Regions from separate parts of the Homo sapiens genome. Here region 1 is linked to region 2. Evidence: read pairs that join two places in POLR2A ChIA-PET (ENCODE). Cell type or tissue: GM12878. All regions are shown on one strand. Each heading gives the region's core, and the rest is flanking DNA. Links, peaks and the distances in the headings are about the cores only.

The links. Peaks named below come from ENCODE experiments on the same cell type or tissue, not always from the same donor. Only the 100,000 strongest peaks of a DNase experiment are listed, where the experiment ranks them.
Region 1: POLR2A ChIA-PET joins it to region 2 with 10 read pairs; 6 of 35 experiments call an interaction of 5 or more read pairs at or near these places.

What each region holds. Positions count from the first base shown.
Region 1 is chr11:73,148,482-73,165,138 of GRCh38, forward strand. It overlaps IUR1 (imatinib upregulated ABL suppressing lncRNA 1), which reads right to left. Exons shown (of 4, transcript XR_950294.3): 2 at 16,226-16,289; 3 at 14,059-14,190; 4 at 7,299-9,532. Among named protein-coding and RNA genes, the nearest start is that of FCHSD2, 14 kb to the left of the region's middle. RefSeq lists enhancers at 4,613-4,832, 5,443-5,492, 5,963-6,202, 8,256-8,345, 8,836-8,885 and 3 more. In GM12878, for the core only: no CTCF peak of the experiment used is centred there; DNase peaks (open chromatin) are centred at 4,650, 5,880, 9,173 and 9,407; H3K4me3 peaks cover 4,422 bases; H3K27ac peaks cover 6,989 bases.
Region 2 is chr11:73,039,763-73,056,419 of GRCh38, forward strand. The region is part of intron 3 of FCHSD2 (FCH and double SH3 domains 2); the gene reads right to left. Among named protein-coding and RNA genes, the nearest start is that of FCHSD2, 94 kb to the right of the region's middle. In GM12878, for the core only: no CTCF peak of the experiment used is centred there; a DNase peak (open chromatin) is centred at 8,439; H3K4me3 peaks cover 1,711 bases; H3K27ac peaks cover 4,207 bases.

The DNA of each region.
Region 1 (16,657 bases), core at 4,566-12,565, 110 kb after region 2:
GAATGCTAGGAGCTGCTGTCGGGCGCCATGGGAGGGAATTCCCCAACTCAGGAAAGCTCTTCCAGCGGAAAGGAGCAGGTGGCGAGCCTCCCTGAAGAGACAGACACTGCCAACGCTACAGGCAGAGCCAATCGTGGGGTAAGAAGTGTCAAATCTACCACCCCCGGCCTTCTGTCTGATGCTTGTCTACACTGTGTACATTAATAATAATAGCTCATGCTTTATAATAGTTACTATGTGGCAGACAGCCTTCCAAGCACTTCGCATAAAAAACTAATGTAATTCTCACAACTCTGAGGTAGGTACTATTACTAGCCTCATTTTACAGATGAGGCATTCACAGGTTAGGTATGCCTATGGTCATGCAGCCAGTGGCAAACTGAGATGTATACCCAATTAACCAGGCTACAGGGTCTGTGCTGTTAACTGCTAAACTAATCTGCCACCAAAAAATGATATCCCCCATAAAACCCAGGTCCAAACTTGGAACATGACAAGATGCTTGCCTTAGGACCTTACAATCCAATCATCTTTCCAACTTGCCTAAGCTGAGAATCACCAGGGGGTGCTTGTTTAAAATACATAGTCCTCTGTCCCTAGCCTCCAGCCCCACTCTGAGGATTCACTGAATTTGAAGTGGGAGGAGAGGCAGTGCCTGACATGTGGAAATCGCACCATAAATGCCTGTTAAATGAATGAATGCTTCTGACTTCTCTGAGCCTCTGCTCATCTCTAAAATAGAGTTACAGCTCCCTACCCTCCCCCATTTCCAAGTGTGGCTGTGGGTTAAGCCAGTGTATGTGTCTGCTCCAGCTTTGCTGGGTGTGGGAAATTGTTTATAAGCATACCCGGCTGGCTCCTAATAATAGCTGTAATAATAATAGCTGACATTTCTTGAATGCTTAGGGGGTACCAGGCACAGCTCTGAGGGCTTTGACTGTGTTAACCCATTAATTCTCACAACACTCAATGGTCTTGATTGCAAGAATGGAGCTAAGTCACTTGCCTGAGATCACACAATTAGTAAGAGGTAGGCTATTTGAACACAGATGGTCCTGCCCCAGTGTCTAGAGGTTAACCGCTCCATCACAATTACCAGAGTCACCCAGACCTTCCTCATGGGAACTGGGCTGCCACCATTTAATTGAGCAAATGATTTCTGTACCTGTAGTATTCTAGGAGGGGAGAATGAAAAGTTGAATTAACAGGTACCCTCAATCTAGACGGAGAGGCAAGATATAGAATTCCCTAATGATTGTTTGAGTCTGAGTAATTCCAAAGCACAAAATCAAAGTGCTGTGGTTGTTCTAAGTGGGGGAAGACTGCCTCTGTCTAAAGGAGGGGCCCACGAGGGCTGCATTGGAAGTAGGCCTTGATGCATGGGAGGCAGGCACTCCCTGCGGAGGGACAGAGAGAGCGAAAACCACAAGCTGAATGGGCCTGAGCCACGTTTGGAAACATGGCTCTATCCATATTTCTCTTGGATAGAGAATCCTGTGAAATGAGGTAGATGGTGTAGCCTTGGGTGGCCCTCTTGAATGTCTGCTCACAATTTCCTCCTTCCTTCCTTCCTTCCCTCCCTCCCTCCCTCCCTTCCTTCCTTCCTTCCTTCCTTCCTTCCTTCTGTCTTACTTTCCTGTTTGTTTGATTGAGATGGGGTCTTGCTCTCTCACCCAGGCTGGAGTGCAGTTGTGCAATCACAGTTTGCTTGCAGCCTTGACCCCCTGGGCTCAATCAGTCCTCCCACCGCAGCCTGCTGAGTAACTGGGACTTCAGGTATATGCCACCATGCCTAGCTAATTTTGTTGTAGTTGTTTTTTGTAGAGACAAGGTTTTGCCACATTGCCCAGGCTGGTCTCGAATGCCTGGGCTCAAGCAATTCGCCCAGCTTGACCTCCCAAAGTGCTGGGATTACAGGTGTGAGCCACCGCACCTGGCTCTGCTCCCAATTTTAAAAAGCAGTAGTCCTTTATGGTTTTATCACACTCCACAAATATTGGCTATCTCACTCATCCTATCAATGTCCCCATCCCCGTAGACTTCTGGGAGGAGATCTTGTTTGTGGCACCCAACAGGCACACTAGATGGATGGATTTCAAGGTCTGTAGACCCAGAGGTTTAACAGTAGTGGAACATTAAGTGTGGGCAGCCAGGTCATGGAATACAAGGCCCAGTCAGCAACCTAAGGGAGGATGTGCCCAAGGGCCTGCACAGGCCTGTCCTTTGCTCATATTCAGCCTATAACCTCACCTGCTGTGCTGAGCCTGTGACCGGGGGAGGTTTGTGAGTGAGTGGTCCATAAGGAGAAGATGGGGTGTGTCTGAAAGACAAGATACCCTGGGCTTGGTCACACTAACTCCAGTACCTTTCCTGTCTGCACACTGGGCACTCAGCTTCCAAGTAGATGTGCACTTAGAAGCTGCACATCTCAAACAAACAAACAGGCACATCAGCTTCCAAGCAAGCCTGCTAATAGGCTATTTTGACCATGCACCCACTGCTCAAGACCCTTTTATGGCTGCCCACTGCCCTCCAAATTTAGCCCAAGCTTTTTAACCTGACATTCAAGGTCCTTCACTGTGTGACTCCAGCCAGCCTACATAACCTCATCTCTCAGTCCTACCATTTTAGGTACCCTTTGTTCCAAAGACACAGCATATATGTACACACACACAAACACACACACAACTTTTCCAGCAACTCATCAGGCTCTTTAGCAACTTCATGCATCTGAACATGCTATTCCCTCTGCTTTTAACACCCTTCTCTCTTTTCTCTACAGGGTCAGCTTAGGGTCTTGGTTAAGAGCTTGAGTCAAGTTCCAATTCAGACTGACCAGTTGGACCTTTGGCCCTGCTGCTCTCTAGCTGTGTGGCCTTAACTCCATAATCTGGATGCTGTGTACCTCTCCAACATGAGCTCACAGCATCTCCCCTCCACCGTGTTCTACTATGTTCTGCCCTGGGCCTGTTTACCCTTGGCACAGCTCTGACTCTCTCTGGGCCTGTGTCACTATATATGTTGGGATAATTCGGTACCCTTGAGGCCCACGTGCCTCTGTCACTCTGTATATTGGGATAATTCTGTACCCTTGAGGCCCACATGCCTCTGTCACTCTCTAGTCTGTCACTATCAAGACCAGAACATGCTTTCTAGATGGTACCGGAATTACTCTGAAAGTAAAGCTTCACCTGTTCTCTCTGGGACAGCTGGAAAAACCTCCAAACCAGCACCGATCACAGAGAAGTGACTGCATCAAGGCCAGAGGCATCTTCCAGATATTCCATCTGGGTGAGAATCTTTCAGCCATATCTGGAGACCGTTAGTCTCCATTTGCACCCACACCCACACCCTGCACTGTGCCCTGGGAGGCAGACCTCTGTGGGCTCCCTCATGAGGCCTTCTTGCCAACTGGCTTCCACTTCGGTCTGGACATGATTCCTGACCCCTTTGAGTGCTGGGCCGTAAGACTTTTCCACTGTTGCCAGCCTCTGGGTGGGTGCCTCAACGTCCTTTTTTTTGTTCTCTTACCCTGCCAACACCTCAGTACAGTAGTCCCCTCATTAAAGTCTCTTCATCTGAACCATTAGGGGTGAATTGCTTCCTGCTGGTCCCCAAATACCTGACCCTGCACCTGGAGATGATTGATCTGAATGGGCAGATCCAGGTGGAGGGTCAGGTATTTGGGGACCAGCAGGAAGGAATTCACCCCTCGTGGTTCATAACCCCTACAAAAAATAAAAAATTAGCCAAGCGTGGCAGCACATGCCTGTGGCCCCAGCTACTCACAAGGCTAAGGTGAGAGGATCATTTTAGCCCAGGAGCTCCAGGCTGCAGTGAGCTGTGATGGTGCCCCTGCACTCCAGCTTGGGCAATGAGGCAAGACTCTGTCTCAAAAAAACAAACAAACGAACAAATGAAAAAAACAGACACAATCATGTCAAGATTTGCCCCAGAACAAAGAACTCATCAGCGCAGCCCATGAACAGCCCCTCCCCAAGTTCATGCTTTGGGCCAGGCATACTCAATGCTAGCTTCTCTGGGCACATGAGGGTCTGATTCTGACTTATCAAGAGCTCTTGTGGGCAGAGCCCAATGAGACAGGGGCACCTGCAGCTGCAGTGAGGTGACAGTGAAGTAACAGTGACTAGTTTGGTGAACCAACACTACAGAATAAAACAGGCCTCAAGGCAAAACATGGTCAGACCACTGCTCAGGCAGCATGAGCAGTGCAGGTTGGTGTAGGAGAAGCCAAGGAACTTGAGCTGCTCGGGGCAGCCTCGCTGGAGGGCCTACAGGACCTGGATAGGAACCATGGGATGCTAGAAAGGGTGGGATGGAACACTGGGAGGGGTGGGGAGTAGGGAAGGAATATCTCAGGAGAAAGAGTTAAGGCCTAGCAGAAGGAAGTGGGATCTCTGAGGGCAGGAACAAGAGGCAGGGGCTTGGTCAGGCATAGCCCCTTACCCTGCCCCGTCCTGGAACAGGTCTCCAGCCTGAGGACAGGCCCCTAGCATCCCCCACAAGCCATCCCCCTCCTTCAACTGGAAGTCACCCCAACCCTTTCACTTCCCTTGCTTACGGCACCTGCCCAGACCACAGCCACAGCTGGGCTCAGGTTTCAATTCTTGTTTCCTCCACACCTATGTAGTCTCTTGAAAAGTTTCTATTTCTTGACAGGGGCTAGGCCTGACACCTGACACCCTCAATCCTCTGCCACTGCCTCTTTACAGTTGTTTCTGCCTGGCCCCAGCCCTGTACTTTGGTCCTCTGCCCTCCTAGCAGCCCGAGCAAGACTGCTAATAGGCTATTTTGACCATGCATCCGTGGCTTAAGACCCTTTTATGGCTGCCCACTGCCCTCCAAACACATTCAAGGCCCTTCACTGTGTGATTCCAGCCAGACTATGAAACCTCATCTCTCAGTCCTCCCATTTTAGGTACTCTTTGTTCCTAACATACCGCACATACATACACACGCACAAACACACACAGACAACTTTTCCAGCAACTCATCAGGCTCTTTTTAGCAACATCACACATCTGAATATGCTGTTCCCTCAGCTTTTAACACCCTTCTCCCTTTCTGTACTTGATAAACTCATATTTGCCCTTTAAACCCCAGCTCAAAACCTCTGCTTCTGTGAAGTCTTCCTCCTTCTCCTAAGTCAGAATTAATCTCCCCTCCTCTGGGTCTCCATAACTTTGTTCAGATCTTGATGACAGCAGCAAGCACAAGCAGACTGGTCTTCCAGACTTCTATTTAGCCATGTCCTCTTCTGAATTCCCCTTCCTTTCAAGACTCTGGCCCCAGGTGGACCACTTAATATCTATATGACCTTGGGCAAGTTGCTTAACCTTCCCTGGATCTCTGGATGAATGCTGAATTAATGCTCTATGTCCACAGCTTTTCGGCACCTATACATGCATTGATAATCACAATTAACCAATGATTCTGTAACTATGTCCTACCAGGCTGTGAGTCCCTTGCCAGCAGGGTAACAATCCAGGTTCCTTGTAACCAAATTGTCTCTGTATCCCCAGTGCCCACCATTCCAGAAACCCTTATTGCACAGGCAAATTTAGCCCAAACTCCATTTTTGCAAATGGAGAAACTGGACCCAAAGAGGCACAGAGATTTGCCTAAGGTCATGAACCAGCTTCAGAGTATTCTCCTTTGCCCTCCCTCCAAATCTTTGGGCCAGCATCTCTCCAAAGACTGTCTCTGGCCTAAGCTAGGGCTCTGGACCAGAGAACAGGCCTGCACCAGGCCCCACTTGTCACTGTCCTGTGGACTCTCAGGGTAGAAACTACCAGATGCCCAGACAGTTTTACTTCCCTCCTGGCTGCAGAGACCATGCTGAGAGCAACTGTCAGACCTCAGACACTTCCGTTTCACCCAGAGCCAGGCTTCCTTTTCATATCTTCCTTAGGCAGCAAGCAGACCTTGGGCCACAGCCTCTGCACCAGACCCTGGAGAGTTTTGTTTCTTCTTGGGGGCTCGGCCCAGACAGCCACAGTAGTGAACTCCCCCTGAGGAGCCTAGCAGGAGGTTCGTGGCAGGAAAGTTTGTGGCAGGAAAGCCTGATAACCCACAAACCCTAGAAATTGGAGTCTTGACTTTGATGACACCTCATCTGATCTGTATGGTTGGGGACAGAAAGGCCTCACATAAGGAAACTCCTGGAGAATCATAAGCCCTCAGAGCCCTTGGTAAAACCTGTTCATTTTACGGATGGGGAGACTGAGGCCCAGAAAGGGATTTGCCCAGAGCAGATATGCAATGGTGTACCCAATGCTGATCTTAAAGGTTTTGATCTGTGGTACCTTTAGTTGCTTTTGCCCATTTTCTTTCTTCTCTTTTCTCTTCTATTTTCTTTTCTTTTCTTTGACGGAGTCTCGCTCTGTCACCCAGCCTGGAGTGTAGGGGTGTGACCTCAGCTTACTGCAACTTCCACCTCCTAGGTTCAAGCAATTCCCCTGCCTCAGCGCCCCGAGTAGCTGGGACGACAGCATGCACAACCACACCTGGATAATTTTTGTATTTTTATTTTATTTATTATGATTTTTTAAGATGGAGTCTCGCCCTGTCACCCAGGCTGTAGTGTAGTGCACGATCTTGGCTCACTGCAACCAAGCAATCCGCCCGCCTTGGCCTCCCATAGTGCTGGGATTACAGGCCTGAGCCTCCGCTCTCGGCCTGTTTTCTTTTTCTATTTCCTTTCTACCAGCCTGGCAGATGCCTCCTCTCTCTGCTGCCTTGGTGAATACCTGCCTGCCTGCAGCAGCAACTTCTCACCCCCAACATTGGCTGCCAATTAACCTTTAAACCTTTTACAACCAGATCACCATGGGCTTCATGCTCAAAGTGTAAAGTGAGAATGTAAAGTATGAGTAAATGGATTCACATCAAGGTTCTGGGGATCATCTTAGGTATCTAAAGGCCTTTTATACTTAGAATATGGTTTCTGCAGCAATTCTTCAACAGAGAGAAAAATCCAGAGATAAAAATGGGGTTCAGGCCAGGCACAGTGGCTCATGCCTGTAATCCCAGCACTTTGGGAGGCCGAGGCAGGTGGATCACCTGAGGTCAGGAGTTCGAGACCAGCCTGGCCAACATGGTGAAACCCCATCTCTACTAAAAATACAAAAAATAGCTGGGCGTGGTGGTGTGTGTCTGTAATCCCAGCTACTCGGGAGGCTGAGGCAGGAGAATCGCTTGAACCTGGGAGGTGGAGGTTGCAGTGAGCCGAGATTGAGCTATTGCACTTCAGCCTGGATGACAAGAGGGAAATTCCATCTCAAAAAAAAAAAAAAAAAAAAAAAGAATGGGGTCCAGGAATATGTTTTCACTGCTCTTTGTCAATCCTCTCTCCAGCTCACATTTCACCCACACACACTTGGAGGGTGCCTCTGGAAGGATGACAACAGCTTGCGCCTCCATTTTTCTCACTTTGGTAATTCATTATCATCCCTAAGGCTGGAAAGGGCATTAAAGTTCAGGCAGTTCAATTCCAAGTTCGATTCAGAAATTATTTCCTCCATCCATTCTTCTGCTCCAAAACCTTGACTAACTCATGCCAGATCTAGTGCTTGGTGCTGTGAGATCCAACAGGGTCTTGCCTTCAGGGAACTCACATCTGAGAAGGGAGACAGGTGTGTAAAGAACACCTACAGTGGAGTGTGTAATGTGGTAGAGGGGAGAGTGATCAGGTTTCTCAGGGAAGGAGATGCTCTCCTGGGATCTTGAAGGATGAATTTACCAAGCAGGGAAATGGGGGAAGGGCTCCAAGCAGCTGTCAATATTCATACCACCAGAACTTGCCCTGTCAGTCAGGCCACTTCTTACTCAGACTCCCAGACTTCTGCACAACCCCTTGCCTTTCTCTCAGGCTTTACTCACCCACTGTGTCTGTCAAAAAACGTTCCCAGGCACTTCATCTGTAAAGGTCCTGTACTGGGTCCTGGAGACTCCTGGCCTTGAGGAGCCCACAGCTTGGTGGGGGATGGATGCATAGAGAGCCAATGACCACATAGTGTGAACATGGGAAGGTCAGAACTGAAGAGCCAGCAACAAATGCTATCTGAGCCATCCTTGGGAGGACAGGGGAGACTTTCTGCAGGAGGTGATATATAACCTGACATCTGAGCTATGGAATCTCCTACATCCTCATAGCACTCCTTTAAGGTAGGCCTTATTATTCCCTTTTAGATATGATAAAACTGAAGCCCAGAAAAGGGCAATGCCTTACCCAAGGTCACATGATTAGTGAGCGAGGTAGGTATGCATTCACCCCTGTGTACCCAGCAGCAGAGGTGGAAGTGGCACTATTGGAAGAGCTGGGCCTCAGGGGCTAGGACCAGAGGTGGAATGTTCAGAAGCACGGAGGGAGGAGCAGAAGCTGAGAACCTGGAGCTGATGGAACCTACAGGTTGTGCCATCTCTCCCAGACATACAGTAGAGCAGAGAAGGGACAGGAATATCCAGCAGGGCATCAGCTTGCAGCTTCATATCAGCAGAGCTGGCTCAGTCCTTAGACACCATCCTATCCAGCCCAGGAGAAACAGGTTTGTCCAGGGCAATTGATGAGGATGCATAGTATCACAGTGGCTGACCCTGGGCTAGATAGAATTCAGAGGCTTTGTCCTCCAGCCCAGTGCTCCACCCATTGCCCCAGCTGCCACTACATTGTTCAATCCAATCTACGTTTACTGATGGTGTGCTCTGGATTGGACACTCTTCCAGGCACCATGGAGACCACAGGGATCCTCCCCTTCACTGCTGTCAGGAGCTTTCAGCTGCATGGAGGAAGTCAGGTTGGGCTCCAAGACCTAGACTCCAAGTAGCATGTGGGAAGTGAGACAGCAGCAGGCATGAACACAGTGCTGGGGAGTGGGGTGAGGAGGACCTTAATGGCACAAGTGCCATGAGCAATCCTTAGACTTCAGATCTCCCATCTGTCCCAAGAAGAGACTGGAGTCAACAATCTCTGAGGTCTGCTAGCCTCTACCCTCCTTTGCCTTGCAAGGATTGGGAGGCAGGGCTGGGTCCAGCTTCTGGTAGGCTAGGGGATGGGAGGCAGAGGAAGTGGCTTGAGCTGCTCGAGCCACCCCCGCCTGCCCACCCCGGGGCTGTCCCATTACCGGCAGGGAAATCACAGACTCAGCGCTCAGACATCTGGGAGGTGCTGGGTGGCCTGGGTATTTTTAGAAGGCCAGAGGCAAACATGCCTGGAATCCTGGGTGTTGCTGAGCCAAAGAAGCTGGGAGGCCAGCAGAGGGTGAACCAGAAGAGGTGGCCTCGGCCCGGGTCCTAACTTCACCAAGGTCAGCTGGACTTGCCTTTCCCCAGAGGCTAGTGTTCAGGCCTATGGTGTGCAAGCTCTGGTTCCCCCAACTTGTCACTCACTTCTGCTTCCTTCTGGGCAGTCAGCTGCAGAGCTGTTACAGGGCCTCAGGGAGAACACTTGATCTCTTGATTCATTCAGCCAGTTCTTTCTGTGCTTTCCGTGGTCCAGGTGAGCTGCTGGGCCCTAAGGATACAGAATAGAAAGGAGGCAACCCTGGAGGGGCTCAGATCTGTTGGGTTGGGGGGGGTGGTGGGAAGATGGGAACACAGACAGTGATAACACCTTGAGATCACTTTGGAAGAAGAAGAAGTATGGGCCTGAGGGAGCTCAGAGGGTCCCCATCTCCCAGGATTGCCACAAGGGCCAGCTGATTATCTATGAACAAAAATGTAAGCTGCCCAGCTAGGGGACCAGCTCTGGGTATAACTAAGTTGTGATTATCAGTCCTTTCTAGAGCCATGCCTTTTCCTTTAGCGTGATTTCTGAAAGATAACATCTCAGAAGTGGAATACAAGGTAAGATTATCTTTTCAGCTGCTGACTTATCAACTACCAGAAAAAAATGCCCAGTTTGCACTGACAGCTCTGTCCCTGTCTCCTTCTCCCCATCCTATCCCTTCCAATCCCTCCAGGCAAATCCACACTATCATATTACAGATAAAGACTCAAGGTCCAGAGGGGCAGGTCCAGCCCAGGTCGGCTCTGAGCTATCCGCGACCTGCAGATTCCCAGATGGTTGAAACCACAGGAAGGACGCTCCCAGGCCTGCCTATCAGAGGAAGAGGGCTAGGGCATGGAGTGGGCAGAGGGCAGGAGTCCAGCCCCACACTGGGCCCCATCACAATTGACACTGTAGCTTAAACCCGATCTGTCCCACTCACTCCCCAGGATTGACTGGCCTTTCAGCCCAGGATTTCTCAAACTGGGCTCTTCAGTTTCATGAGTTTCCAGCCTTATTCATGGATGTCTGCAGATATGCTACCTGAATTTTTTAAGTTTTGTACGTTCACTTTAATGATAATCTAAACACATTCATATGAAAATATTCTGGCTTGACTGGAATGCACAGCATCTTATGAAAGAGGCTGCTCTAAGCGTCAGTGTCCATATCCGGATTTATCAGCAGACTAGTTCCAAAGAATCTAAGGGAACCACATTTAACATCAATGCAGTGTCTCAAGCTGACTTAATCAAGTTTGAGACTCATTGCTCTAGCTAAAATGCTTATTTCCTTCCTGTAAGATCCTGGGTAGAGAAAGAAGGATCTCAGTTGGGATCAGAGGCCTGGGTTCTAATTTTGTCTCTGCTTCTAACTCACTGAATAGCCACAGACAATTCCCTATCTGTGTCTTGTTCTAGATCTCAGTGTATTCATTTGTAAAATGGGAAGTTTGAGTTAGACTATCCCTATGGTCCCTTTGGGCTCTCACATGCCAGGATTCCAAATTGTGATTGAGCTGCCCTCTCACAGCCACCCCTGCCCACCCCACACCCCCACACCATCCCCACTGAGGCCCAGTGCTGCCGGGGGCTCCTGGGTTGAAAAGTAGAGCCTCCAGGAGGGCGGGTGTCAGGCAGATGTAAAGGGGGTGGCCTGAGTGGGATTGAAGGTCATCAGGAAGAAAGCCACCAGGCCAAAGAGAGTACTTACACCCAGCCAGGCTGTCAGCTGAGACCTACCTCCCCAGGCCAGGAGGGCTCCTCCCAGGATAGTGGGGGATCAGGGAACCCACCCCTCACCTGTGTGGGATTCTCCTCTAAGATTCACTGTCAGCCATCCACCCTCCTACCCCATAGCGCTGCCAGGAACCTAGAGCAACCTTCTCCTATAACCCCCTCCCCCATTCCAGCTCACACTGGGGTCTCAGGGAACAGGGCCCCCAGTCAATGCCAGAACAACCCCACTGACTAGACCTTCCTCAGCTCCCATCCTTTGGGCCTGCCTAACTCCTATAGATTACCTAGAATTCAGATTAGGAGTTCCCTCTGTCAGGAAGCTCTCCCAGATCCCCCATTCCAGGCAGGCTCAGGACCTTTATCCAACCTGCCATCTGTACTATCCTCTGTCCCTGCACTGATCCATCTTAACTGTTTTCTGTTGATCTCTCCCTCCTGGCTCCCAGCTGCCTTTGTTAATTCAGACATTGTGGACATGACATCTTTCTCGCTTTGCTGGGAAATGATTTGAAGCTCTGTCCCTTGGCCAAGAAATTCTAGACCTGGAAAAGCACCTGGAGTAGTAGGAAGTTTTCTCCTGACCTCAGGGCTCAGACATGCCTGCCCTCCAAGTCGATGCTCAGCAGCACCGGGGGCAGGCTTTTCCTGCAAAGGACAGTTTGCTGAACAGATAAACTAATCTGGGCACCCTACATCCAGGCCTATCAGTTTGTCCTATCTTGTCGTTCTCTACCCTACGGAGTCTTGTGGGGACACAGGCCAGAGGAGTGATGTCACATGGGAGGACAGGGCAGGATGGGAGGGAGGAATGGGACTAAGGAAATGCTTGGGGAGTAGGTGGGGTGTCCCCATCACATCTAGGTGGAGGTGGCTATGTCTTCATCTGGGTGTGAGACCATCCTAGCTCTCAGTATCCTGGTCCCCACCCTAGCCCAGTTGAGGAGCCTTCAGAGGCCAGAGGTCATATGTCATCACCTCCCAGAGAAACCCTGCCTAGCCCCAAAGTTGTCTGTTCCCAGCATACCAGCCCAGGAGAGAGAGAGCATGGGGCAGTGAGTCACCAAAGTATATGACTTTGGGCATATCACACTCCCGTCTGTACGATGAAGAGGTGGACTCTGTAAACACTAAGGGCTCGTCTGGTCAGGACAGTCTGTAGGCAGATGAAGTGGAAGAGACTGCTCCTGTGTGCAGGTGCTGGCTGGGTGCTCCCGTGTCTCTCGTCCCATCTAACTGCTCGGCCAAGGAGGGAGAAAGCTCCATGGAAAGCTTTGCCTCTGCTTGAGGCAGAGAAAGGTGGCATGGGCATTGTGTGTATGTGATAAAAATATACGCGGAATATAAAAATTACAATTTTAACTATTTTAGATGTACAATGATGTACAATGCAGTGTCATTAAGTACATACACAATGTTGTGCTCCACTATCCATTTCCAAAGCTTTTTTTTTTGAGACGGAGTCTTGCTCAGTTGCACAGGCTGGAGTGCAATGGCATGATGGCTCACTGCAACCTCCGCCTCCCAGGTTCAAGCAATTCTTCTGCCTCAGCCTCCTGAGTAGCTGGAATTACAGGCACCCGCCATCATGCCCCTCTAATTTTTTTGTATTTTTGTAGAGATGGGTTTCACCATGTTGGTCAAGCTGGTCTTGAACTCCTGACTTCAGGTGATCTGCCCTCCTCAGCCTCCCAAAGTGGTGGGATTACAGGTGTAAGCCACTGCGCCCAGCCCATTTCCAAAGCTTTTCATCATCCCAAACAGAAACTCTGTAATTATTAAACATTAACTCCCCATTCCCCTTCCTCCTACCCCTGATAATCCTCTTATTCTGCTTTTGGTCTATGAATTTGCCTTTTCTAGGTACCTCATATAAGTGGGATCATACAATACTTGTTTTTTGTGTGTATCTGGCTTCTTTCATAATGTTTTCAGGATTCATCCATGTTGTACATGTGTCAGTACTGCATTCCTTTTTAAAAGTTGAATAATATTTCACCTTATGGGTATACATTTTGTTTAGCCATTCATCTGTTGATGGACAATTGGGTTATTTCCACTTTTTGGCTATTGAGAATAATCCTGCTGTGAACATTGGTATATAAGTATCTGCTTAAGTCTCTGCTTTCCATTTTGGGGGATATAGACCTAGAAGGGAAATTGCTGGATCAACTTGGTAGCTCAATGTTTCACTTCTAAAGGAACCAACAAACTGTTTTCCACAGTGGTTACACCATTTTACATTTCTATGAGCAGTGCACTAGGGTTCCAATTTTCCTACATCCTTGCAAACACTTGTAATTTTCCTTTTAACAAAAAGTTATATCCATCATAATGGGTGTGAAGTGGTATCTCATTGTGGTTGGCCTGGAGATTTTTTTTCAAAAAACATATTTGACCAGGTGCAGTGGTTCGTGCCTGTAATCCCAATGCTTTGGGAGTCCAAGGCAGAGGATTGCTTTAGCTCAGGAGTTCGAGACCAGCCTAAGCAGACTCCTGTCTATACAACAACAACAACAAAATAATTTAAGAAAAAATTAGCCAGGCACAGTGGTGCACATTTGTAGTTCCAGCTTCTTGGGAGGCTGAGGATCACTTGAGCCCAGAAGTTCAAAGCTGTAGTAAGCTATGATTACACCACTACACTCCAGCCTGGATGACAGAGCAAGACCCTGTCTCTAAATAAAAAACAAAGCAAAACAAAACAAAACAAAAACCGTATTTTAGCTGCAGGGTTCTTTAATCAGAGGAAAAGTTACCCAAAGACTGCATGAAGGCTTTGGTGAGGAGTTGATAGTGGTTAACTGGAGGCAAGAAGGGCAGGTAAGGTCGCATGGGGCTGATAACTATGCACGTGCGTGTGCGTGCATGCGTGTATGTGTATTGAGGGGGTGCTCGTGTGTAGAGGGCACTTTCTCTTGGTCTCCCTCTCCCTGACTTGCCCCACACAGAGGTCTTTTCTGAGGAACCCAGTGGCATAGTATAAAAGTCCCTGACTAATGGTCACTGAAGTCACTTCCTTTCTGGGATACTTACCGGGAGGAGGCCATGTGTAACAGGGGCAGGAAGCTTCTCTATTTCGTCGTTAGGGGAGGACTTAGCAAGTCACCTTGGAGGAGGCCCTCTCTGTTCTGTCCACCACTTGAGTTTATCAGATGTAAGTAGCACCTGGGAGACAAAACAGGACCTTTTGTGGCCCAACAAAGGCTGCCTCTCCTAACATCAAATGGGATGCAGAGCTGAAGAAAAAGGCAACATATTTGGGAGGAGTGAGACGTTGACAAAGGAGCCCCAGGGCACAAATGGAAGAAGGTCCAGTCACTTTCCTTGTGAGGTTCAAAGTTATCTGGCTGCTAAGATGACCATCCCCAGTGAGCCCCACTTGTTGGAAGGAAAGAACCCCTGAGCCCCCAGTGGTGTAGGAAGGAGCCTTGGACTGGTGGCCAGGCTTAACTCTGGGGCTGAGGACCTAGAAGCCCCTCTGGACCTTCCTCCTGGTGAAACTTGCTGGAGCTCAGGAGTGTGAATGAAAGCTTGGATTTGGGGGTCATGTGTTCACAGCTGCTGGGACTCTGAACAGTAAGATGGAGCAAGACTGGGACTCAAGAGTGCCTTTGTTGGAAAGGAGCTAGTGTAGTCCCTGTGGGTTTTGAGCACTCCTGTGACATGGGGGAAGGCCTCCAGAGGGCCAGATTGAACTTCCTGCTGATAAAATCTTGTGGAGCTCAAGCAATTAATGGGGAAAAAATTTGGCCATAGTTTTTACCTTAAGCTGGTGGAGGGACCACACAAGTTACATGCAGTTCTCAAGTTATTTGGTTCTCTAGTTCCAGAGGTGGGGCAGGATGAGGGGGACCAGGAAAGTATATTATTCCTTTTTGCACCCAAGCCAGCTCAAGACAACCCTGGGGAATGGGAGGGAAAGTCTCTGGGCCTCTTTCCTTACTTAGGTTTCCTTCGTGGGTCCCCTTCAAGAGCCGCTCCTCATCTTCAGGATTCCACCATGGCCCCTTGCCTATGTCTACAGCCCATGATAGTACTCAAGTACTCAGGCTATTTCCTGTTCACTGTCCCTACAAAGCTTATCCAGCCTGGGTCCAGGTTCCTCTGTTCCCCATTAGGAGCACTGAGCTCAGCTAATAGACCAAATTGACCGAAGGAGCTGGTGACAACAGTTGGTTAATCCAGCCACTAAGGGCTTCACATGCATCCCTTCCCTGACTCCATTCACATTTCACCAAGGATCACAGTTACTCCAAAGGCACAACAATCTGAGCAAAAGGTTGCTGGAATGTGCTGCTTCAACAGCCTTTCAGCTCTGTTGTGCAAAGAAGGTGTAATTCTACTGGTGGAATTTTAGGCACTTTGAAAGAATGTTTGGGATATAGTTTCTTGCAAATAGGCAACCTTTGCTCACCCACAGAGAAGACAGCATTTTCTGCCTACACATGAGGGAGCCTACGTGAGGCCCAGCTCCAGTTGTGACCTTCAGTTCCACTCCCTAGGCCAAGATGCTAAATTCAGATCACCCATTAGTTCAGAAGCAGGTTAGACCAGTCACCATAAGCATGTGCCTGGGCAACCAATCTTGTTTATGCAAAAGGAGTCTTTAGTCTGCAATGTTTTGCACACCCAGCACACAAATGAAAACAGTTCTTGACTACACTTGGAAGGAAAAGAAAGAAAAGCAGGATAAAGGGCAAGATAAGAGAAGATAGCAAGTGCCAAGGAACTGAATCCTATCAGCCACCAAACCTTCATTTAAGCAGCCTGCTCATCTATGACCTACATTTATGAATTCTTTCTTGCAACCAACCAATCAACCTTCATTCAACTAATCAATGAATGAACCAGTCTTCATTCAGTCAAGCATTCTGTATTTATTAGGACTACTAATTTCATTCATTCATTCACTTTCTCTAACAAATCAACCTTCATTCAACCAGCAAATAATAAGTAGCTATTCACTCTTCATTTATTCAACTAAGTATTCCAAATAGCAAAGCTCAGGGCTGCAAGAGACCTCAAAGACCTCAAAGTTCAACCCACTGCAACCTTATAGGAATTCTGTCCATTACAACCTTGCCAAAATACACAGCTCATTACCTTCAAAGGTTGCCTGGTCTGTTATGGAGCAGCTCTGACTGTGAGAAAAATATTTTAAAAGCTGAAATGGAGTCTGCCCTCCTTGTAACATCCATACCTGGTTCTGATACTTCCTTCCAGGCCACCCGGAATAGCTCAGCTTCTGTGCTTGGAGACCTTGTCTGCAGGCAAAGGTGGAGATTATGTCCTCTGTGGCCCCTTCTCTCCCTCCCCTGTCCCTGTGAGTGATGTTCCCTTGTTGTTCCAGTCTCTCTTCTCTGGTCAGGAAGGTACCACTCAATCCAGGGCTTTCTCCTGGTTTGGGATTTGGAATGGGAGCCCACATTCTAAGTGTAATGTGGCAAGGGGACAGTCACCCCCAGTTCTGAATGGACTAAGCTCCAGAGTGTTTGTCATGACAGCCATTTTGCTCAAGGGCTCTCCCCTCACCCTGTTCCACAACCCTCCACCTCCCTTATCTACAGCTGAACGCCTCAGAGCAGCTAAGCTATGGACTTGCTGGAGATTTCAGAGCTGGTTCAACCCAAAA
Region 2 (16,657 bases), core at 3,516-11,515:
TGTGTCTTCTTTTTTGATGACTTTAAGTGTTTAATTATTCCACATAAGTAAAACAGACTGCTAGAAAAAGACAACAATTAATTTATAATTTATAGAATAACGAATGCAAATCATTTTGAAGTTTCTTTTTAAATTTTCATATCCCTAATTAATATTCATGAGGATATCACAAAAGCAGTTATAAAACTATACCAAAGATGATATGGAAATACATAGTTGTGCCAGTGGAAAAAGAAGAAAATTTTTCTCCCAGCAAAATGGAGGACTTACGTTGAACACAATGTTTCCTAAATAATAGTTTCATATTATTTTAACCAAATTATCCATTACTCAGAAATAACACTGTGGATAACCAGATAATGTTACACAAAGGCTGAGTTCATTTGTTTTGGACAGGTGGCCAGTCTGCAGCTCTGTGTCAGCAGCCCAAACCCACCCACAATGGCCCCAAAGACGATTATGCAAATGCCAACCAACCCAGCTCTTTTCCCAGGAACAGGAGAAGCCCTCCTACTAGAAGCTGTAATTGTTTCGCAGTCATGTGGAAAAACAAAAAGAGGGGTGTTTTGTTTTTTGTTTTTTGCCAGAGGCAGAGTGTTTTCATTAAGGGCACTATTACAATACATGTGAGATGTATAAACACATACACACAGATACACATTTGTATGTGTCTGGTGTATATTTCTCAAACACCATACAGTTTATTCCATCCTCCTTCCCAAGTCTTGTTGAGCAGATCTACCTCTTATCAATATCAAGTCCATTCTGTTGGTGATACCTTCCCTTGTCAATAAGATATATAAAGAAATGAACAAACTTTCGGTTTTACAATTTTTTGTTACATAATAATTGTACACATTTAAGGGGCACACATGATATTTTGATACACATATTCAATATGTAATGATCAAATCAAGGTATTTAGGATATTTATCATCTCAAACATTTATCATTTCTTCATGTTGGAAATATTTCAAATCATGTATTCTAATTATTTTGAAAGACATATTGTTGTTGATTACACTAATCCGACTGTGCTATAAAATACTAAAACGTATTCCTTCTATTTAACTGTATATTTGTACCCATTAACCAATCTTCCCTTCAACCTTCCCACAAACTGCTCCCCCCCCTCTTTGGTAACTATCATTCTACTCTCAATCTCCATGACAGCAACTTTTTTAGCTCCCACATATCAGTGAGTGAGAACATGTGATATTTGTCTTTCTGTGCCTGGCTTATTTCGCTTAACATAATGACCTCCAGTTCCATCCATGTTGCTATAAATGACAGAATTTCATTCTTTTTTATGGCTAAATAGTATTCCATTGTGTATATAAACCATATTTTCTTTATCCATTCATCTGTTGATGGACACGTAGGTTGATTCCATAACTTGGCTACTATGAATAGTGCTGCAACAAACTTGGGGGTGCAGATATCCCTTCGATATACTGATTTCCTTTCTTTGGATAAATATCCAGTAATGAGATTGCTGGATCATACGGTAGTTCTATTTTTAGTTTTTTGAGAAACTTCCATACTGTTTTCCATAGTAGCTATACTAATTTACATTCCTACCAACAATGTATAAGAGTTACCTTTTATCTGCATCCTTGCCAACAGTTTTTTGTTGTTGTTCTTTTTAATAATCACCATTCTGACTGAGGTAAGATGATATCTCATTGTGGTTTTGATTTTCATTTCCCTGATGATTAGTGATGCTGAGCATTTTTTCATATACCTACTGGCCATGTATATGTCTTTTTTTGAGAAATGTCTATTCATATCCTTTCCCAACTTGTTAATGGGATAATTTATGGAGTTTTTTTGTTTGTTTGTTTGCTACTGAGTTGAGTTTCTTATATATTCTGGATATTAGTCCTTTATTAAACGAATACTTGCAAATACCTTCTCCCATTCTACAGGTTGTCTCTTCACTATGTTGACTGTTTCTTTGATGTGCAGAAGCTTTTTAATTTAATATAGTCCTATTTTTCAATTTTGTGTTTTGGTTTGTTCACAGTTTTGTGTTTGGTTTGTGAGGTTTTAGCCATAAAATTTTTGCCTAGGCCAATGTCCTGGAGTATTTCCTCTATGTTTTATGTCAGTAGTTTTATAGTTTTGGGTCCTAGGTTTAAGTCTAATCCACTTTGAGATTATTATTATTTATTTATGTTTTTGAGACAGAGTCTCACTCGTCACCCAGGTTGGAGTGCAGTGGCGCGATCTCAGCTCACTGCAACCTCTGCTTCCTGGGTTCAAGTGATTCTCCTGCCTTGACCTCCCAAGTAGCTGGGATTACAGGTGCCCACCATCACACCCAGCTAATTTTTTTATTTTTAGTAGAGACAGGGTTTCACTGTGTTGGCCAGGCTGGTCTTCAACTCCTGACTTCAGGTGATCCACCCACCTCAGCCTCCCAGTGTTGGGACTACAGGCATGCGCCACTGCACCCGGCTGAGATTATTTTTAAACTCTGGTGAAAGACAGGGGTCATTCTTCCGCATATGGATATTCAGCTTTCCCAGTAGCATTTATTAAAGATGGTATCCTTTCCCCAATATAAGTTATTGGCACCTTTGTCAAAAATCAGTTGGCAGTAAAATATGTGAGTTTATTTCTAGGTTACTTAATCCATCCCATTGTTCTATGTGTCTGTATTTATATCAATACCATGCTGTTTTGGTTACAATAGCTTTGTAGAATATTTTGAAGTCAGGTACTGTGACGATTCCAGCTTTGTTCCTTTTGCTCAGGATTGCTTTGGCTATTGAGGTCTTCTGCGGTTCCATACAATTTTTAGAATTGTTTTTTCTATTTCTATGAAGAATGTCACTAGTATCTTGATAGAGACTGCATTGAATCTGTTGATTGCTTTGGGTAGAATGGTCATGTTAACAATGTTCATTCTTCCAGTCCATAAGCATGAGATACCTTTCCATTTTGTGTGTTCTCTTTAATTTTTTTCATCAGTGTTTTGCGGTTTTTTGTTGTAGGTCTTTCATCTCCTTGGTTAAATTTATTCCTAGGAATTTTACTTTTTTCTAGCTATTATAAATTTGAGGCTTTCTTGATTTCTTTTTCTGCTAGTTCATTATTGGTATATAGAAATGCTACTGATTTTTGTATGGTGATTTTGTATCCTGCAATTCTACTGAATTCATTTTTCAGTTCAAAGAGTTTTTTGTTGGAATCTTTAGGCTTTTCTATATATGAGGTCATGTCATCTGCAAAGAAGGACAATTTGACTTTCTCTTTTCCTATTTAGATGCCTTGAATTTCTTTCTCTTGACTGATGCTCTGGCTAGAACTTCTGCCACAACGCTGAATAGGAGTGGTGAAAGTGGGCATCCTTGTCTTACTCCACTTCTTAAAGGAAAGGCTTTCAGCCTTTCCCTATTCAGTATGATGTTAGCTGTGCGTCTGTCATACATAGCCTTTATTTTGCTGAGGTATGTTCTTTCTATGCCCAGTCTGTTGAGAGATTTTATCATGAAGGAATTTTTACTTCTCTTCATCACAGATTAAATCACTAAAAGGCTCGGTCAAGTAGTGAAGATAAATATTATCAGTTTCCATAAGCAAGTATTTATCATCCTATCCACTTTTCTGGGCAACCTGTCAAGTAATGTATAATTTAAATTTTCTATTTGCTTAATTGTTCTTTTCCATTTTGGTAAGCAGATCCACCAACTATTTGTGTAATTAAAGGAATTAATCAGTTAAATTACATACAACTTTTATTGTTGTCTTTAAAAACTGACCCAATGTACACAGTATAGATAAAATATATTCAGATTTAGAAACCCATTTTGGTACTTTTAAATTAAATATATGTCAGAGATAGCTTGCTTTACCAGTATCCCCATTCTCCTCTTTTCCAAGGCATATACATAGAAGAAATTTTCCAGCCTCCTTTAAAATTAGATGTGACTATGTGACTGAGTTTTGGCCAAGGAAATATTAAGAGATATGATATGTGTTACATTCAGTTCTGATCCACCATAACCTCCACGTACCATCTTTTTTTTCCTTCCTCTCTGCTAGCTAGATGTAGAGGATCCATTGAGGACTTGAGGCCCTAAAGGATCTAGAAATCTCAAGATCAAAGGAGCCTGGACTAAAGGATCTAGGAACCTCAAGATTAAAGGAGCCTGGATCATTGAATCATCATCCCTTGGAAGGCCATTCACCAATTTTGGCAACAAACTATTAGGTGAGTGAGAAATAAATTTCTTTTTATAAGCCTCAGTGATTTGGGAGTTGTTGGTTAAACAATTAGCCTATCCAAATGAACACAGTATATTTACCAGTGAGATCCTATATTTACAACGGATTCCAAATTTGTTACCACTGATACATCCAAGGCCTGCTACTATATGTCACCTTTGTATAAATCAAACAAAGAGACCATTTTAATAGATACATTTTACTCTTAAACTGAACTGTAAAATTCTATGATTATTGCCTCACTTATTAACGCTGAATTCCTCAATTAAAAAAAAACTTATGAATATTTCCAAAGTCAGAGGCTGAGTGTGGTGTCTTATATCTGTAATCCCAATGCTTTGGGAAGCCAAGGTAGGAGTATCGCTTGAGCCCAGGAGTTTGAGACCAGCCTGGGCAACACAGTGAGGCCCTCTATCTCTACACAAAATTTAAAAATTAGATGGGCATGGTGGCACACACCTATAGTCCTAGCTACTCAGGAGGCTGAAGTGAGATCACTTGTGCCCAGGAGTTTGAGGCTGCAGCGAGCTATGATCATGCCATTGCACTCCAGCCTGGGTGACAGAGTGAGACCCCAGTCCCTTAAAAAAGTCACTCATAAATCTTAATTCTATTAATCTACAATAATAGAATTCAAACTCTGTCCTTAAGAGATTAAGCATACATGTGCTAGATACAACATTAAAATTAGGCAAATGCTGGGTAAATACTATATAGAAAACAGTGCACATAGTACATGCAATAATTTAACATTCTAGCATGTTATATAAAAATCATCTAACACTAAGGATGGGGCTGGGCACAGTGGCTCACGCCTGTAATCCCAGTACTTTGGGAGGCCGAGGCAGGTGGATCACGAGGTCAGGAGATCGAGACCATCCTGACTAACACAGTGAAACCCCATCTCTACTAAAAATACAAAAAATTAGCCGGGTGTGGTGACACGTGCCTGTAATCCTGGTTACTCAGCAGGCTGAGGCAAGAGAATCACTTGAACCTGGGAGGCGGAGGTTGCAGTGAGCCGAGATCGCTCCACTGCACTCCAGCCTGGGCGACAGAGCAAGACTCCATCTCAAAAAAAAAAAAAAAGAATGGGGTAAAAGTGGGCAAAGGTCATGAACAGACACTTCTCAAAAGAAGACATTTATGCAGCCAAAAAACACATGAAAAAATGCTCATCATCACTGGCCATCAGAGAAATGCAAATTAAAACCACAATGAGATACCATCTCACACCAGTTAGAATGGCGATCATTAAAAAGTCAGGAAACAACAGGTGCTGGAGAGGATGTGGAGAAATAGGAACACTTTTACACTGTTGGTGGGACTGTAAACTAGTTCAACCATTGTGGAAGTCAGTGTGGCGATTCCTCAGGGATCTAGAACTAGAAATACCATTTGACCCAGCCATCCCATTACTGGGTATATACCCAAAGGACTATAAATCATGCTGCTATAAAGACACATGCACACGTATGTTTATTGTGGCACTATTCACCATAGCAGAGACTTGGAACCAACCCAGATGTCCAACAATGATAGAATGGATTAAGAAAATGTGGCACATATACACCATGGAATACTATGCAGCCATAAAAAATGATGAGTTCATGTCCTTTGTAGGGACATGGATGAAATTGGAAATCATCATTCTCAGTAAACTATCGCAAGAACAAAAAACCAAACACCGCATATTCTCACTCATAGGTGGGAACTGAACAATGAGATCACATGGACACAGGAAGGGGAACATCACACTCTGGGGACTGTTGTGGGGTGGGGGGAGCGGGGAGGGATAGCATTGGGAGATATACCTAATGCTAGATGATGAGTTAGTGGGTGCAGCCACCAGCATGGCACATGTATACATATGTAACTAACCTGCACAATGTGCACATGTACCCTAAAACTTAAAGTATAATAATAAAAGAAAAAAAAATGGAAGGAAAGCAAAAAACATCTCTTGCTTATATTTCTACAATAATTTCAGTAATTTTTTTTTTTTTTTTTTTAGAGACAGGGTCTCATTTTGTCACCTAGGCTGAAGTGCAGTGGCAGGATCATAGCTCACTGCCACTTCGAATTACTGGACTCAAGGGATACTGTGGCCTCAGCCTCTGAAGTAGCTGGGACTAAAGACACACACCATGATGCCATGCTGATTTTTTAATGTTTTGTAAAGACAGGGGTCTTGCCATCTTGCCCAGGCTACAATCGAATTCCTGTGCTCAAGCAATTCTCCCACCTTGGCCTCCCAAAGCACTGGGATTACAGGTGCAAGCCACCATCCCCAGCCTCTGTAAGAATTTTTGAAAAGCCTTATGAACTGATTTTAAAAAGAAAACAATTAATAATAAAAAAGATATGAATGGCCAATACAGCAAGAATGCATTGTAAATAGCTACAAACATTGGAATATGTCTGAATACCAATTTTCATAGAAAGGAAACAAAATTAGATATCATTTTTGGCCCAGGATGGCAAAAATTTAATGACTGGCAGCATCCACTCCTGGTAAGATAGGATGCACCACATTACTATAAATTATTGGTAGAAATATAAATTGGTGTAGCATTTTAAATTTTTATTAGTAATCAAGTTTTTAAAAATGTTTTTACCTACTAATATCTATTAAAATTTTAAATATAGATAGACTTCGCTTACAAGGAAGCCATTTTCAGAACTGCTAAAATAAAAGCACAAGTATAACAAGATAAATAAGTACATTTATTGTAGTATGTGTATTTGTTTGTTTATTGATTGATTGATTAAGACAGGGATTTCACCATGTTGCCCAGGCTGGTCTTGAACTCCTGGCCAAAAACGATCCTCCTACCTCTGCCTCCCAAAATCTTGAGATTACAATCGTAAGCTACCATGCCCAGTCACAGTATTGCTTTAAACAACTTAAATCAATAGGATGTAGATCAAAATATGTGGATGTTAAATAATTTATATCCACAATACGAACTATGATGCTGTCAATAAAATGAGGTCTTTCTGTATTCACTTTGGGAAAATATCAATGATATTTTTATCAATGATAAAAAATACTATTAAATATAAAAGACAAGATGCAGAATAAATGTGAATATAATTCTACTTTTTTATAAAGGAAAAACTACATATTAAATGAGTACACATAAAAGGAAAAGATTTATACCAAACATGACTGTAAATTTGAAAAAAAAAGGCAAATATTTCATGTACCACCCATATTATTTGAATTGTTAAAACTACCATTTTTTTTTTAATTAAAGAAAAAGATTCTTATGAAACAGGATGTCAAAATATCTGGTAGAAGCTACATACCTAAATGATAGGGAAGAAAAGTGGTCAGCTTCACTGTTTTTACTGCATCTTATTCAAGGTTATAAGAAAAAAATATGATCCCCTATAATACTCAAAAGCATGATTTGTACTTGGGATTATATTTTGAAAAAATTAACTGAGAGAAAAACAGAGCACAAGCAATTCTATCCTTTGTTTTGGATTCACATCCCCAGATAGAACAAAAAATACTGGTCATTGACAGTACCTAGCCACTGCCAAGGATAATGCAAAAAGAAATCCTGAAATAAAGTATTAACCTATCAAATAACATAAAACACATCTAAAAACTGTTCCATGATTTCTAACGGCAAATATTTATGCTCTTTCTTTCAGAAATGGGATTAGAACCCCCTTCTCTTTTCCTTTCATTTGGCATCAATGTGACCCCAACAAGTACTTTCTAGGTCTAGGACTATCAAAATGCTATAAAATGTATTGACTTTTTTATAATGTGCAAAGCACTGTATCCCTCAGAATTTACTCAGTAAATATTTGCTAATGACTGTATATACAAATGATGGTGAGCTAATGACTTTGTTATCTCATTTAAGCTTAGCAACAACTGTGAGTTATTTATTAATCCCAATATGCAGAGGGGGAAATGGCTTAAGTAATTTATGTAGAGTGATTATGTTAACAAATGGTGGAGCCATAATTAGAACTCTAATGGTCTTATTCTATATTGTTTCTTTAAGTAGTACATACTGTGAAAACATGAGTTATTTCTAAAAAGGCAGGAAGTTAAAAAAAAAATACAGGAGGAACAAGAAAACAGAACAGAAAGTAATAGAAAAACTTGACAATGTTAGCATATCAAACTGCAAAAAGTAAAAATCTGACCCAAAGCATTTGAGGCATAGCTAGAGCAGCAGGATATTTCTGTATATCCTGTTTAGCCAACTGTAGTTCCTTTCTTCAGCGGCATCCCTCAGCTCATGCCATGTACCGACACACATATGGGACCCAAAAGTTACCTCTGATCTCCCTTAAGCCAAGGTTCATGATAGTCTAGTACTGGCTTGTTATTTACAGGTACTAGGCATTTCAGAGATAATTCCTGCAAAACAGAATGGCTTGGTTAGCTGTGTATGGACCAGCTATTGCTGAATCAATACTCTGTAACAACTCAAAAAGTGGAAATGGATTAAAACAATAAATGCTAACTTCTGCTCATGAATCTGCAGGTTGGCTAGAGCATCTCTGCTTCAGGTTGCAGGGTCAAGTTCAGGTATCCTTCACATATCTTTCATTCTGGGACCCCATCTGAAGTAGTTACCTGGGGCAAGTTCTTCTTACAGTAAGTGCCGGAAGTACGAAAAAGCTGGAAATAACTTGCCATGCCTCTTAAAGCCTCATTTTAGAAATGGCTTTACAGTCAATTCCATCTCCATTCTACTAGTCCAAGCAAGCCGTATGACCAAGTCTAAAATCAGTAAGACAGGGATGTATGTATAGTTCACCTCAAGAGAAAGGGTGGGGAATGAATATTTGCTGAGCAATAATTCAATCTACCATAAACTCTAAGAAAAATTCCCAGAACAATTTCACTTGGATTCAATAACGACCACACAAACATAGCAAGATGTTGATCGAGTAACTCATTGCTATCAAATTCTCACATGACAAAGAGCTATGAAGAACAGTAAATATTTAAATAACAGAATCAAGATGCTAAAACTTCTCAACATACTGACACAGTGGAATAAACCTAATACAATAGAATCTCAAAGGAGTAAAAAGTCCTGCCATGGGTTCAGCGTAGGATGGTGAAGATCTGATTTAATAGCAAGATATGTAAAAAGACGTAGTGGTTTTTGAGTTTGAGCTCATTAAGAACCTTTAATGTGATATCACTGTTTAAAAAATAATGCCACTTAGCACATATTTAAAGTAATAATAACACAGTTGAGTGCCCAGTATATATGAAGTACATAGTAAAACTTTAAGGAAAAAATTAAAACATGACAGAAACTGTCTCATACCCACAACAATATTAAATTTGGTTCTGATTTCTGTATCAATGGCTTAAGAATAATGACAAGAAACAAGATAGGTAAAAGGTTTAAAACAGTTTCATAGGACGTTCAAGTGTGAACTAAATAAACTACAAATTTTTATGATTGGAAAGACTGGGAATGGGATGTAGACTACTAGAAAGAGATAAGAAGTATAAAAATTGTTTTTATCACACTCTGGGGACTGTGGTGGGGTCGGGGGAGGGGGGAGGGATAGCATTGGGAGATATACCTAATGCTAGATGACACGTTAGTGGGTGCAGCGCACCAGCATGGCACATGTATACATATGTAACTAACCTGCACAATGTGCACATGTACCCTAAAACTTAGAGTATAATAAAAAAAAAAAAAAAAAGAAAAAGGGGGAAAGAGAGACACCTGAAGAGTTGGATAATTCTTTTATACTATGTAAGGCATATTTTAAAGGGCTACCATTTTTAGAGGGTACGTTCTTACCAACTTTTTAAGGAGAGGATAAAATTTTGTGAAATCAATATTATGGTTATTAAAAGCACAAAAGGACCATAAAAAAAAAATTGTTTTCAAATTCCTAAAAGTCTATCATGTGTACAAGGAAGGTTTCTTAAAAAAGTTTTGCTCAAGATAAATAGAAACTAACTATAAGCTGAATGCTTTGAGAGAGAGTGAAATACTGTCACTGAATGAATTCAGGTAGAAGTTGCCAGGCCTCTCTATATAAGAAGTCAGTAAACTTTTCTGTAAAAGGCCAGAGAGTAAATATTTTTGGCTCTGCAGGCCATAAGATCTCCAGGGCAACTACCCTAATATACTATTGTAGTGAGAAAGCAGCCATAGACAATATGTAAACAAATAGGTATGTCCGTGGTCTAACAAAACTTTACTTACAAAAACAGGTGTCAGACCAGACAGCCCTAGTTTGCCAGCCTCTATATTAAAAAGAGGGCTGGACCATATGACCTTCACACCACTTCTAGCTCCAAGTTTCCATAAAAAGTCATTAAGCAATTCAACAATATGTAGAAATAAGTGAAAAAGACGTATTTAGATTGATATAGAGACATATCATATGCAGACATATATGTACATTTATAAACCATATAGAAAGAATATTACTATAAACATATATGGGACGGGTCACCTTTATCACAATGGATTTGAGCTATAGCTGCTGAATATATAAGGCTCTTAAATAGTTCCTTTCGTGGGACAACATTGGAGTAATCAGAAAATAGACATAGGAACCCAGGCCCCCACAATGGTTTTTCAGTAACAGGTGAACAAATAAGACATAAACTAAGACTGCTGTCCTTAAACAAGCCTTTCCATATCCACATGGGGAGATAATGGGAACATCTGCAAATTGCCTGCTTAAAGTCCCTTTATATTGGTTGAACGTTATGTCTCCATTCACTAACATGAGGAAAAAACCGTCTCACTGAATCTCAAATACAGCAAATGAAAACTATAATTAAGTTTTACCAAAGGCCGAGAATATCTACTCTAAGAAAAATAATATAAGACTCAGAACACCCCTTCTTGCTACAATGGCCTTCTATTAGTCTCTAGATTAGAACAAAGGTCCTCCAACTGTTTGTTACTGATACATAACAGGCAAGTACAGAAATTGAGAGTAAGCATTTAGAAAGTTTTAAGCAATTTGACATCAGTTAGTTTGTTATCTATAATGGAAATATTTTAAAAATCTTGCTGGGCACAGTGGCTCATGCCTGTAATCCCAACATTTTGGGAGGCCAAGGTGGGAGGATCGCTTGAATCCAAGAGTTCAAGACTAGTCTGGGCTAACAAAGTGAGACCCTGTCTCTACCAAACTTTAAAAATTAGCAGGACGTGGTGTCACACATGGTGCTGCCAGTGGTGTTGCATGCTGAGGAGGGAAAATCAGTTGAACCCAGGGGATTGAGGCTACGGTGAGCCAAGATTGCATTATTGCACTTCAGATTGGGTGACAGAGTAAGACTCTAGCTCTAAAAAATAAAAAAATAAAAAATTTAAATCTGAGAAAATGTAAGCATATTTTCATAATCTGTCATTGTGTCATTTAAATTTTAATCAGCCTATAATTTATAATTTAATATTTTTAGCTAAATTAAGGAAGTAAATAGGTATTTTTACACCTAATTTACAAACAGAAAAAGTTTAATGGGCTTTCCTTGGCAAAAAAAGATAAAATGTCTCTGAATGAGGCAGAGGTAGTAAACCAAACAACAATGAAAGTAATTTCAAAGAAATAAAGACCAACGACTTTATACTATTTTACACAAAAGTATGACTGACAGCAAAGTTTAAAACCACTATGGGTTATCTGCAGAGATGTACTGGCTATGCAACAATAAAACCCTCAAAACCTAAGTAGTATTTATGCAAAAACCATATAGACATTCAAAACAACAAAAAAAATTTGAAATAAATAGTAGTGAATTGCAAAGCCAACAGAAGCAAATGTCTGCTATTTCAAATAAGTATTAGTGTTTTCAGGCTTTTTATATAATAGACCTTCAGGATGCTAACACGGTATATAAACACACACACACACACACACACACACACACACACACACACACACACACCCCACACACACTGACATCAGGGAAAAATTCCACCAAAGATGTTTGCTTGGAAATATTCAGTGAATCTGCAATAAAGAACCAATTTCCAATGACACCATAGTCTGATGAATTCAGGAACTGGTTAATGACATGGAAGACCAATTCACAGAACAAAGAAATTTAGTGACATGTTTTTAATTGAAACTTAATAAATGCAAAGATAGTATGGCATTTCCTTTGGTATATATGTGATCTGAACATGATGGTGCTGTGAAGGAAGAATTATTTTTCTGCTTCACTGCCAAACATAACGATTTCTAAACTGTACAAATCTATGAAAAATTATAAGTCAATAAACATGATTTGAGTTTAAATTTTGTGTAACGGTATATTCTGATGGTGCAATTGTAATGACAAGAAAGTATTCTGGAGCAGTTATCCAGATTAAGCCGTTTACTCCAGAGTGTAAATCAATGCATTGTTTCCATCATTGAGAAACTCTTGGTATAATTTTTTTTTTAAAAAAAGACACCTGTCTAAACAGTACGTTTAGTGACAATTAATAGTGTAATTGTGAATTACTTAAAGGCTAATGCAGTGTATTAGAGAGTACTCTCTTCACTGAGAGAGGATATGAAAACTAATTGTACACTACTGTTACTACATACTGAAGTTCCATGGTTGTCAAGGAGAAACACTGTCGAAAATAAACAATGAAACAAATTCTTAGTGTTTCTGCAAGATAAAAAAGTTTGGTCCTAATGTTTTAAAGGTGTGAATTGGACAATTGGATTTATTCATCTTATATATTCGGTATTTTTAATAATCTTCATACTTGTAAGAAAGGGATACAAGTATTTCTCAATGACCAATAAGATCAAAGGGCAAAAAAAGATGCTAATAGCATGAAAAGATCAGTTTCTACAGATATTTAGGACATATTCCATAATTTTCTCTTTTTTTCTTTTTGAGATGGAGTCTCACTCTGTTGCCCAGACTGGAGAGCAGTGGTGTGGTGTCAGCTCACTGCAACCACCGCCTCCTAGGTTCAGGTGATTCTCCTGCCTCAGCCTCCCAAGTAGCTGGGATTACAGATGCCCGCCACCACACCTAGCTAATTTTTGTATTTTTAGTAAGATGGGGTTTCACCATGTTGGCCAGACTAGTCTCAAACTCCTGGCCTCAAGTGATCTGCCCACCTCAGCCTCCCAAAGTGCTGGGATTACAGGAGTGAGCCACTGCACCCAGCCTTTTTTTTTTTTTTTTTTTTTGGTCCATAATTTTCAATGAAGTAGGTATAATCAGGTATGGTATATTTGTTGAAAAATTATCACTAACCTTACAAATTTGATAAAAACATTTTCAAATTTTTTCCACCAAAAGAAGATTCATACAAAAGAAATGTGTGGATCTACAACCTATTCATTGAGAGATAATTTAAATTTAACTGTAATTCCACAGGATAAATTATTGGAATTGACTACTAATGAAAGATAGAAAATGAATTCTGAAAAAAATCACTTGCTTCACCTTGGAAAAAAGTTAGACATGAATATCCTGAGCTTGCTAAAATTTCTTTTAAATCTAAATGTCTTCAGTTCACAGCAACATATTTTTAAATCTGGTTTCTCTAAACTGAGTGTTGTTAAAACAAAATATAGGAGTAGTATACAAATACGTTATCTCTTGTGAGTAGTACTGTCGTCAATCCAACCTAGATTAGATAAACTAATAGCAAAAAGCAAATCTATGTCATATTAAAATTGTTAAATATCCATATATACAATGTTTGTTTACAGTATGGGCATTTAATAAATGGAGAGCTGCAATTTTGCTTGGCTTTGTGTTTAGTTAGTATTACAGAATGACAAAAAAGTTATGACTATAGCAGCGATTCTCTATATTAATAGAAGATATCTTCAAGTAACAACATTTATGGTTCTTCTAATTGTTTTCTTTTTCCCTATGTATGACCATTTAAATTATAGATTGAAATGTAACTTGTTGTCTGTAATCTAAAAATTTTAACCATGTATTTTTTACTCATCCAATAATTCACTTTTATTGTATTTTACAAAAATGTCCATCTACAAATTTTAAGGGAAAAGGGGGGAAGAGTCCTCACAACAGATAGTTTGAGTGCACAGGTTGGCAAATTCTAGCCTGCTGTCTGTTTCACTAAATAAAGTTTGACTGGAAGACAGTCACATCCATTTGTTTGCCAATTGTCTATGGCTGCTTACACTCTACAACAGCAATGTTGGGAAATTTGACAGAGACCATATGGCCCTCAAAGCATAAAATATTTACTATCTGGTCCTTTGCAGAAAAAAAAAAAAAAGTTTGCCAATCTCTGCTCTGGATGGTTGAACATAACCCACTGGAATTACTTCTCTATTTTCCTTCCCAATCATTCAGTAAGCAAAGACAGGACTGCCCAGACCCTTAAAACGATTAAACATTCCAACACGCAGACAGGGGGCTAGAAAAAAAAAAGAAATTTAAATACCATTTAGGTATTTCCTGTGATAGGGAATGATGGGCATGTAAACCCTTCAATGTAGTCTCTGTCTCTTGGTATCCTAAAATTCCTGTCTATTTTGGATTTAAAAAGAATCGAAGTATAGTCTGATCCAGATAGGGGAAGAAGCACTAAATCTGGAAGACCCTAAAGAATCCCAGACACATAACAAGTATTCCAACTACAGGAGGGGAGGGAGGGATGGAGGTGGGGGAAACAAACAGAGGGGGTGGAGGAAAGAGAGAAAGGACCTTTTCCTGTTATAATTTTTTTTTTCAGACAGAGTCTTGGCTTTGTCACCCAGGCTGAAGTGCAGTGGCACAATCATGGCTCACTGCAGCCTTGACCTCCTGGTCTTAAGTGATCCCCCCCACCTCGGCCTCTAGAGTAGCTAGGACTACAGACATGTGGGCCTGGTGGCATGTGCCTGTAATCTCAGCTACTGGGGAGGCAGAGGTGGGAGGACTGCTTGAGACCAAGAGGTTGAAGCTCCAGTGGGCTGTTGTATTAGTCCATTCTCACGCTGCTAAATAAAGACATACTTGAGACTGGGTAGTTTATAAAAAGAGGTTTAATGGACTGTGGTTCCACGTGGCTGGGGAGGCCTCAAAATCATGGGGGAAGGCAAAAGGAGGAACAAAGGCTCATCCTACCTGGCGGTAGGCAAGAGAATGAGTGCCAGGAGGGAAAATGCCAGGCACTTATAAAAACCATCAGATCTCGAAAGAACTCACTATCATGAGAACAACAGGGGGAAAACCACCCCCATGATTCAATTACCTCCCACAGGGTGCCTCCTACAACATGTGTGGGGATTATGGGAGCTACAATTCAAGATGAGATTTGGGTGGGGACACAGCCAAACCGTATTAGCCATGATCACCCCACTGGACTCCAGCCTGGGCAACAGAGTGAGACCCTGTCTCGAAAAAAAAAAAAAATTCTGATAAAGAAACACTGAAGTAAATACTAATAATTCAAATACAAACAAATGGCAGAGCTGCCACTTTCTACCCATACAGAGCTCTTTATCAGGAGAAGTATACAATGACCATCCAATAAAATCTGATAAGAAATAAGACAAAGTTTTAAACCTTGAGATACAAGCTAATGATAGCAGAAAGTCATCAAAAGATACTGATATTTCAAAATAATATTTATTTCATTAAGATTTTATGCATATTTTATAATGTATACAATATATTAGTACAGAGTACATGTATGTTACAAATATATATATCACTTAAATTTTTTAATAGATAAAACATACCATCAAAAGATATTTGAAAACCATTATTTAAACAGACAATCTGTAGAGTAGAAAAGCAGAAATATCCTTTAAGAATACTGAAGTCCAAAAGGACAAACATCGTGATTCCATTTATATGAAGTATCTAGACTAGGCAAATTTATAGAAACAGAAAGTAGATTCAGGGGCTGTGGGAGGAGACAAAGGGGAATTACTGCTTAATGATTACAGAATATCTATTTGGGTTGATGAAAATGTTCTGGAAATAGTGGTGATAGTTGCACAACACTGTGAATGCCAATGAATTTTACCCTTAAAAATAGTTAAAATGATAAATTTTATGTTATGTATATTTTACCACAATAAAAAAAATCTGATCACAAGCCCCACCCCATAAAAAAAACTAAACTCATTCTCTCAGTTCAAATTAAATGCTTACTATCTTTGACCTACAACCTTGCTTCCCTAAGTGTCTTACTTATCTGGACCAGCAGATGTCCATTATACATTAATAGGTTAAGCGTCTTGTTAGTTTTATCAGGACATGTCTTCTGGGTAAACTGAAATTGAGTTTCTGGGCTTACGAGCCAAGGTAGGGGTCCTGTGCAACTGTGCCTAAAGTAAAGAGATGGTCTCCATCTTTAAAATCTCTTTGATGCAAACAAATTGCTAATTGATGTACAGGAGTTATTTTTTACTGCTAGGGAATACCGGTATTAGTAAAGAACACTGCTCATACCCCCAAAATGTAATC